Regions from separate parts of the Homo sapiens genome. Here region 2 is linked to region 1. Evidence: chromatin contacts called from ENCODE Hi-C data. All regions are on one chromosome and are shown on one strand. The core of a region is the stretch at or near the end of the contact, and the rest is flanking DNA. Distances in the headings are between cores, read along the strand shown. Region 1 holds the start of EVI2B (ecotropic viral integration site 2B). Region 2 holds the start of RHOT1 (ras homolog family member T1).

Evidence for each region. Hi-C counts contacts between places; a loop is a spot of excess contacts on that map. Pooled maps may share reads with other maps.
Region 2: a loop to region 1 is called in a pooled map, with 4 times the contacts of the local background. The contact joins the promoter of RHOT1 here to the promoter of EVI2B in region 1. A Hi-C loop is called at or near these places in 5 of 50 pooled maps.

The regions. Positions count from the first base shown.
Region 1 is chr17:31,311,338-31,316,208 of GRCh38, reverse strand. It overlaps EVI2B (ecotropic viral integration site 2B), which reads left to right and starts at 2,155. Exons shown (of 2, transcript NM_006495.4): 1 at 2,155-2,230. The region is part of intron 36 of NF1 (neurofibromin 1); the gene reads right to left.
Region 2 is chr17:32,141,015-32,145,885 of GRCh38, reverse strand. It overlaps RHOT1 (ras homolog family member T1), which reads right to left and starts at 3,384. Exons shown (of 20, transcript NM_001033566.3): 1 at 3,157-3,384. The coding sequence starts at 3,193. LOC105371730 (a long non-coding RNA gene) reads left to right here and starts at 2,751. Exons shown (of 2, transcript NR_136413.1): 1 at 2,751-2,861; 2 at 3,173-4,660. RefSeq lists silencers at 3,104-3,163, 3,194-3,423 and an enhancer at 3,884-4,053.

The DNA of each region.
Region 1 (4,871 bases), core at 906-3,405:
TAATTCAGGGATTTAAAAATAGTGAATCAGGTTAGGCACAGTGGCTTACACCTATAATCCTGGGAGGATCACCTGAGGCCAGGAGTTTGAGGCCAGCCTGCACAACAAAGTAAGAGCCTCATCTTTACAATAAATAAATAAGCCAGCCAGCGAGCATAGTAGCATGTGCCTGTAGTCCTAGCTACTCGAGAGGCTGAGGCAGGAGGATTGCTTGAGGTCAGGAGTTCAAGACCAGCCTGCGCAACACAGCAATACCCTGTCCGTAAAAACAACAATACTTCCAAAAACCAGTGAATCAAAAGCTTTATAGCATTTGATTATATTATGCTTTATAGTAGGAGCCCATAAAAAAAAACTATTCTTTTTGCACCAAGCTATAAGTACCCTGAAGTTAAGAACAAGGTCATAATAACCTGTGTTTCCCGCAGTGACCAGGAAAAAGCAGTGCATGGGTTAACACATTCCGTACCTACTATAATATGCATCATCCAAGGCACTTTACATTTATTTAATTCCACAATAAGCTTATAAATTAGGAATTATGATCTCCATTTTTCAAGAGAGGAAAGGTGACTTACTCAAAGAAATTTTTATTCAGATGGACTCACTCCTTTCAATACACTTTGTTTAGTTAACTTAAAAATTTTTTGTATTTTAAATTTTTGTGGGTACATAGTAGGTGTATATATTTAAAGGGTAATGAGATGTTTTGATACAGTCACGCAACGTGAAATAATCACATCATGGAGAATGGGGTATCCATCCCTTCAAGCACTTATCCTTTGTGTTACAAAGGATCCAATTACACTTTTAGTTATTTTAAAATGTATAATTATGGTATTAATGACAGTCACTCTGTTGTGCTATCAAATAGGTCTTATTCATTCTTTCTATTGTTTTTTGTACCTATTAACTGGTAACACCATCTCCCCAACCCCTCATTACCCTTTAGTAACAAGTTAACTTTAGTTAACTTCTTATTTAAAAAATGATCCCCAATTTATTTTATTTTCCACTGAGAAGTAACTACTTTGTGGGTAATCAAATAAATAGTTGAGAACTTGAACTCAAAAGTCACTAGTAAAATATTTGGTCAAAATAATTTAATTACAAATATACAAATGGCAAACAGGCATACGAAAGGGTACTCAGCACCACTGATGAGAGAAATGCAAATCAAAACTACAATGATACCTCATCTCACCCCAGTTAAAATGGCTTATACTCAAAAGACAGGCAATAACAAGTGCTGGGAAGGGTGTGGAGAAAATGGAACTCTCGTACGCTGTTAGTGGGAATGTAAATCAGTAAAACCACTATGGAGAACAGTTTGGTGGTTCCTCAAAAAACTAAAAATAGAGCTATCATATGATCCAGCAATCCCACTGCTAGGTATATACCCAACAGAAAGGAAAACTGTACAAAGAGACATCTGCACTCCCACTTTTGTTGTAACACTATTCACAACAGCCAAGATTTGGAAGCAACCTAAGTGTCTATAAACAGATGAATGGATAAAGAAAATATGGTACATATACACAATGGAGTATTATTCAGCCATAAAAAAGAATGAGATCCTGTCATTTGCAAAATAATGTAATTATACTTTTACCCTGGACTTTTTATATTATGAGGAAATAACATTACATTTATTGGTTACCTGCAGTTGGTGAGGCATTTATACATGTTATATTATGCTATCTTATTTAATCCTCACAATAACCCAATAAAATATTCCTTTAGAGGAGGAAACGGTGACTCAGAAGTGCAGAGTCTTGCCTAAGGTCATACAAGTAAACAGAACACATCACTCACTTCTTATGAGAAGAAATCTCACTGTAAGTGATAACCCAACTGGCAGCTTTTCTTCTTAGAACATGTAATTTTCTCTTCGGGACTCCATCCTAAATATTTAATTTACATAATCATATTACTAGAGTATCTCAAATATTTATTTACATAATTAAAAGCACTCAAATCATAGGGCTCCAAAATGTATTTCAAAATAAGTTCTGTTAAAGTAATATATTTCTTAGTCACTTTGTGGTTTATTGCACTTCCGGAACCAGCTATTGATAAACTTCCTCTTTTTCTACAGAAACTATTTCAGTTTGCTAGAGGAACATTTTAAATCTGAATTGAACCACCCATTTTCCTTTCTTAGCCAAATCACCAAAATGTCCAGTTAGAACAAGAATTTAGCATTCTGCAAAAGAAGTTAACAGCTGAGGTAAGAAAATTTTCACACAATTTGGTTTGATCTTGCTTTATATAAAATTTATTTTAAAAACTGTCATTAGTGTTTTAAACTTAAACTCTGATAGTCTAAAGATGTCTATAACAGGTTTTTGTGGTTTTGTTGCATAGAATTAAAAAATACTCAGTTCAGCTTGCCTTAGAAAAATATTTTCACCTAGGTTTGTATAAGACCTTTTAAGTTTATTTAATCTCACACACACACACACACACACACACACACACACACATATTTTTTTTTTTTTTTGAGATAGAGTCTTGCTCTGTCTCCCAGGCTGGAGTGCAGTGGCACGATCTCAGCTCACTGCAACCTCCACCTCCTGGGTTCAAGCAATTCTCCTGCTTCAGCCTCTCAAGTAGCTCGGATTACAGGCGCCCACCACCACGCCTGGCTAATTTTTTTGTATTTTTAGTAGAGATGGGGTTTCACTATGTTGCCCAGGCTGGTCTCCTACTCCTGACCTTGGGTGATCCGCTTACCTCCGCCTCCCAAAGTGCTGGGATTACAGGAGTGAGCCACCGCTCCCAGCCACAATCATATTTGTTAACCTTAGTTTTAGAATTAAAAAGAAACTATAGCCATGGCAGATAAAGCTAAGGGTTAGAAATAGAACTAGATTCCACAGGCTATGACTGAATTTATAACCTCCAAAATATTAATTGTTAAAAGTTCTAATGTACTTTTTATAGAATTTTCCTGTACATAATATAATGCATAAATTAAAATTTTTGTATCCCCTTTAGTTTGCATAGTAAGAATGGTCACTTTCACTTAATTTAGAAAGAAAAAGAAATCAGATGTGGTATTTGACTATTATTATTATACATGCTTTATTTTTTACATATAGATTTTATATTTAATAATGATGACATGAAAACATTATGGCTCATTTTAAAAGCTTACTAAGCCAAAAATGTTAGTCAATAATCAAACATGCATGCGTATATTAATATCATCTACGTGTTTATGTCACATTATCTGAGACTTTAGAACATAGTATAAGATAGAAGAAACCTATAGAATAAACAATAGAAAATTGTTAATATGCATAAAAGATGCTTGCTGTGGGTAAAATGGGCAAATAAAAACTGCAAAGAGTATTTTACATAGACTTGTAATTTCAGGGAATAATATGTTCATAGTGGGTGATATCCCATTTCAACACTTAATAAATATTCATGACTTTCTCTTAGAAGGATTTCTTCTAAGTAATTACTGTGGAAGTCAGAAAATAAAGATATTTATCTCTTTTTCAGATTAGGCTTGTCTATATATTTTTCTACTTCTAATATTTAGTTTATTTCATTATGCATAAAGTCATAAAATTATATTAAATTTTTTTCACTGTCATATTTCATAAAATTAAAAAATTTCCCATCGATCCTTATGGTGTGTTTTTGTCATAGAATCCCATACTTTTTTTTTTTTTTTTTGAGATGGAGTCTCCCTCTGTCACCCAGGCTGGTGTGCAGCGGCACCATCTTGGCTCACAGGCTCACTGCAACCTCCGCCTCCCAGGGTCAAGAGATTCTTCTGCCTCAGCCTCCTGAGTAGCTGGGATTACAGGCACCCACCACCACGCCTGGCTAATTTTTTGTATTTTTAGTAGAAACGGGGTTTCACCATGTTGGTCAGGCTGGTCTTCAACTCCTGACCTCAAGTGATTGGCCCACCTCGGCCTCCCAAAGTGCTGGGATTACAGGCAGGAACCACTGCGCCTGGTCCCATACATGTTTTTAAAGGGTTAGTCCCAAATCTAAAGTTTACTAGTAGTGCCTGTGTTTTCCAGCTAATTCCCACATAATTCTACTTAGAAGGAAACTTTAATTCTGATTAAGTTTGAATTGAGAAACATAAATCTGATGCCTTTCAATGTCCAAGCTTTAAAAAAAAAATCACCACAAAATTTTCAGTAAACTTACTAAATATGACACTTTATAGAAACCATTCCAAATTCTTATAATAGTTTTCGTAGAATCAGGACTAAAATGGGTTTTCAGGTATTTCTTTCCTACCCTTTATCTAAGACTACCTACAAGTGTTATTTACGTGTAATTCCCACCAACTCACATCTCCTTCCTTCATAAAGCATTTCTATTTCATAACTTTTCTATGAAAGGCAGTATAGCACATACAGTGAAATGTGATAGAAAGAAACGGTTCTGGCACAAGATTAGCATGATTTTTGTATTAGTGCCACTACTTAGAGCTGTGATACTGCCAAGTTACCCAACATCGTGGTGTCTCAGTTTCCTTATCTGTAGGATGAAAAAACCACCACCTAGCTAATTAAAATAGGATACTGCTTAGCCTTTGGTGGGTGCTCAGTAAATGGTCACTATCATGATACAAGATGGTCATCAAATACTTCCTATTGTAGTTGAAGGTCAATTTCTCTTTCCACTTTTCCTCAAGATGCAGAATGGCTGGTTTTTTCTTTTACGGTTTCAAAACTTCACTAGTTAGAGATAATACTACTGCTAAATTTTAATCTATTATATTTGCATCACAACTTTTATTATATCAAAGTAATTGATACAGCTATCTATACTTGTCTTTTGTCTAGGATATGCTCTCCAAATCTTGATTCTCTTTAAAAGATAATGGCATACTT
Region 2 (4,871 bases), core at 2,135-4,634, 830 kb before region 1:
CGCCACTTCACCCAGCTAATTTTTTGTATTTTTTGTAGAGATGAGGGTTCGTCATGTTGCCCAGGCTGGTCTCGAACTCCTGACCTCAAGTGATCCACCTGCCTCGGCCTCCCAAAGTGCTGAGATAATAGGCATGAGCCACCACACCTGGCTCATTAGATGATTTTTAAGGTGCATAGCAGAATCTGAGATATTTTCTAAATATGAATCTGTATATATTCAGGACAGCTTGAATCTATACTTCAGGGTAAAAAAATTAAAAATAAAAAAATAAAAATGAATCTGCCTGCTCCACGGAAAATGGAGGAAAGCAGGAGCAGAAAGACTGGTTAAGGGAGATATTGCAAAAGTCAAGGCCAAAGCCAGTGGAATTTTGAAGTAGTTTGGCAGAGGTTGCCATGATAATCAGAGTTAGACAAACCAGTTAAAGATCTGCCAGATTCATTTTAAAAGAAGATAACAGTTCCATTTTCTTAAGGAACTTAACTAGTAGAAAACAAATATATCTCAATTTAATTTAAAAAGAAGACTCCATTAAAATGAAAACTATCCTGTTTACTATTATCAATATATATATATATTTTTTGAGACAGAGTCTCACTCTGTCCCCCAGGTTGGAATGCAGTGGTGTGATCTCAGCTCACTGCGACCTCCATCTCCTGGGTGAAAGCCATTCTCCTGCCTTAGCCTCCTGAGTAGCTGGGATTACAGGTGCGTGCTGCCACAGCTGACTAATTATTGTATTGTTAGTAGAGACTGGGTTTCGTCATGTTGGTCAGTTTCCTGGTCTCAAACTCCTGACCTCAGGTGATCTGCCCACTTTGGCCTCCCAAAGTGTTGGGGTTACAGGCATGAGCTACTGTGCCCAGCCATTAAAAATTAATTTTTTCTTTAAGAGACAGTCTTGCTCTGTCACCTGGGCTGAAGTGCAGTGGTGTGATCATGGCTCACTGCAACCTCGATTTTCTGGGTTCAAGCAATTCTCTCATCTCAGCCTCCCCAGTAGCTAGGACTACAGGTGCACACCACCATGCCTAGCTAATAGTGTTGTGGTTTTTTTTTTTTGAGGCGGGGTCTCACTATGTTGCCCAGGCTGGTCTCAAACTCCTGCGTTCAAGCAATCCTCCTGCCTCAGCCTCCCAAAGTGCTGGGATTACAGGAGTGAGCCACTGTGCCCAGCCATTAATATTTAAATTTTTTGTAGAGACAGGATCTCACTACATTGCCCAGGTTGGTCTCAAACTCCTTGGCCTCAAGTGATCCTCCTGCCTCAGCCTCCCAGAGTGCTTGGAATACAGGTATAAGCCACCTCACCCAGCTGTGTGGGAGCATTATTAAAGGTTTTTTTTCAGACAGAGTCTTGCTCTGCTGCCCAGGCTGGCATGTCTCAGCTCACTGCAACCTCCTCCTCCAGGGTTCAAGTGATTCTCCTGCTTCAGCCTCCAGAGTAGCTGGGACTACAGGTGTGTGCCACCACACCCGGCTAATTTTCGTATTTTTAGTAGAGACGGGGTTTCACCATGTTGGCCAGGCTCGTCTCGAACTCCTGACCTCAAGTGATCTGCCTGCCTTGGCCTCCCAAAGTGCTGGGATTACAGGCATGAGCCACAGTGCCTGTAATCCCAGGCACTGCACTCCAGCCTCGGTGACAGAGCGAGACTCTGTCTCAAAACAACAACAACAACAAACTATTTCATCATATATTTAAGGATCAGTTTTTTAAGCAAGTCGTCTACTCACTTTCCCTACCTTGCTCCAAAAGCATAAGCATGAATTATATGTTAAATAACACCTTCCTGAACCTTGTCAAGGAAGTCCATGAAAAATACAGATTAAGATATAGTTATAAATAAAAATAAAAATTTACAACTGCAAATCAAAAAGTAAACTATGGCTGGCTAAGCTTACTCCTAAATTCTAATTCTAAAGGAAGATTTCTCCAAACAGCAGGTGGATGAAATTTCAATGAACTCAAAGAACACTACAGAAGAGGGTAAAAACGTGTTAACTTTCTTCCTTGGGATTCCATCACGGTGACCCTGAGGGGTTACCAAGAATGAAATAATGGTTTAAAACAGAATGCTTCGAAACAGCAATGGCAGACTATTAACGAATGTATTAACTCTTTAAAACAAACAATCCAGTTATCCCTGGCCCACTTTCTTATTTTAGTCCTAGCAACTGAGTTACATAACTTGCAGAGTGAAATCAAGAAGTCCCCGCTGTTGCGTCCTCATGTCAGTGAACAGAGGGAACTCTCCTTTATTATATTTTCAAAAGGTGAAATGTATGAAATTTCTGGGTGGGGGGAGATATCAAATGTCTGTGTGCCTGTGGTTATTAATAAGTTAACTACGAAGTAACTATGGAATAAATAATGCTTAAAAAGAGGGCAAAGATTACGCTTTAGGGTAACAACAATTGGACCCTCCCCAGATAATTCTAATTCATTGAGCGCTTGCATAACTCGAAGTTGAGTAAAAATTTTTGATGAAATATCTCGAGTACGAGGAGTTAGTCCAATGCAAAGTACAAGTACTGCTAAAAAGGATCCGGCCCTTTCCACTACTCATATCTTAATGTCAATACATAGAGAGAGTGAAGACTGCGAGTGCCAAAAAAATGCAGAAACCTGACCTTGCCCACAAGTCGAATAGTTCTGCACCCCTCCCCCAGCTTCCCCGGGAGCCGGTTCACGCAATCCCTATTGGTCAGTCTGCTTATTCCAGCACCTGCCTGGCAGTGATAAGGGAATCTCCAGAAGACAAGAAGGTCTGAAAGGAGGCGGCCTGGGAAACTGTGAGGCCCAGAAGGACAGGGTTCGAAGAGGAAAAGGAGGAGAGAAGCTTCGGAGGGATGAGGTCGGGCGGTTAGGGCTAATAGGGACATGGCTTGGGAGGACGGCTGGGGAACAGGGAAAGGAGATCTCTGGAGGGCCCAGGTGAGGTGACAGGGTGAGGGCCGCCGGCGGCCAGCCAAAAGAGAAGAGTGAAGGGGCTGGAAGGCCTAGGAACGCGGAGAAAGGCGAGCGGAGCTGTGAGGCGCGAGAAGGGCCGGGGCTGCAAAGGTTGGGGCTGCAGGGGCGACAGGGGCGACAGGGGCTGCAGGGGCAGGGAGGGCAGGGACTCAGGGGCCGGCCAGAGGGTGCGGACTCACGTTCTCCCACCAGCAGGATCCGCACGTCTTTCTTCATGTCGGCGGCTCTCGGGGGCCGGCCTCCGCCCGCACGCACGGAGTGGACTCCTCTCACCAGGAGCACCCACCCCACGGCGCCACCTGCCAGCCTCTTCGGCCGCCGGGGCCCGCCGCGCCGCCCCCTCAGTTGCTTCCCCGCAAGAGAGCCGGGACAGCGCCAGCTCCGCCTCCTCCGGCCCAGCGGGCTGTGGCGGCGGCGGCGGCGGCGGCGGCGGCGGCGGCGGCGGCGGCGGCGGCGGGGACGACGGCACGCGGCGAGGGACACGCGCTTTCGGAACGCGAACGCGCTCTGCGCCGGAACAGCGCTCCCGCTGTCAGGCCGCCGCAGCGCAGGCCCAGGGAGCCTCGCCCACCCTCCTTTGGGCACCGCGACCCCGGAGACACTTGGGCCAGGAATTTGAATGGCGGATTCCCTGGTTTAACCCCGTTTATTTTATAGATAGGGACAGAAATTCCCTGTTCAAAGTCACATAGCTAGAGCTTGGCAGTGACTCAGAGCAGGGATCTTCTCACCAGACCATAAACTCCGGGAGGGCAGCGATCAGCTTGCATGGTTTTCAGCTGCGTCCCCACGTTATTGGATAGGGCCGTCAGAAAATGCTTGATCGAGTAGGGCGACTGGCTCCCAGGATCCGGCGCTTTCCACTCCCCAAAGCCCGTCACCCTAGTTGCTTTTGCCTCTGATGCTTATAAAATACGATTATAAGATTCGTTTTTACGCTGTGTGAACAAGACTCCTTTCTTTATAACCAAACTAAGTGACTTTTTTTCTGTCTATGTAGTTTATTTTATGGCAGGGTTTTCGGACACTCTTCTTTACTCAGGCTTACCCAGCGTAATGCTAGACACGGAGGTGGCACTCGATAATAAACTCTAGATGATTTTTCTAACATTGCCTTAATTTTCTCGTGACCCTCTCCATCTGGAGGAATTTGTTGTTACATGCTTAATGTTTGGTACACAATGGCAAATATATATATATACATACGCGTGCGAATATATATCACATCCCTAATACTTGGCACACAGTGGGAAATATAAAATACATAAATTAATGAGGAAGCACTATCTGTGCATAATGTACATTTTTTCTATCTTAAATATTACACAATAAACACTTAAAGGGAATGAAATGTGCGTAATACCAACTTCCCTTTCTCCTAGGAGAAGTCATGTGGTCTCTTGCAGCAGTTAAGAGTTGCTGGCAAATTTCCTGGGTTTGAATCTAGGCTCCACATAATAGCTCTGTGATCTCGACTAAGTGCTTTTATTTTTACTTCCCTCAGCCACTGTTCCTTCTTCTGTAGCATGGAAATAATGATGATAATACCTTCCTCTTGAGATGGTTGTGAGTAATAAATACTATAATACTTGTCAAGCATTTGGTACAGTGCCAGACTCAGAGCGTGTGCTCTACTGATCTCAGCTATCATTATTATATTAAAAAGTCACTAAAAAGTTGTAATCCACAGATTTTTTGTTTTGTTTTGGTTTTGTTTTGAGACGGAGTCTCGCTCTGTCGCCCAGGCTGGAGTGCAGTGGCGCAATCTCGGCTCACTGCAAGCTCCGCCTCCTGGGTTCACGCCATTCTCCTGCCTCAGCCTCCCGAGTAGCTGGGACTACAGGCGTCCGCCACCACGCCCGGCTAATTTTTTTTTTTTTTTTTTTGTATTTTT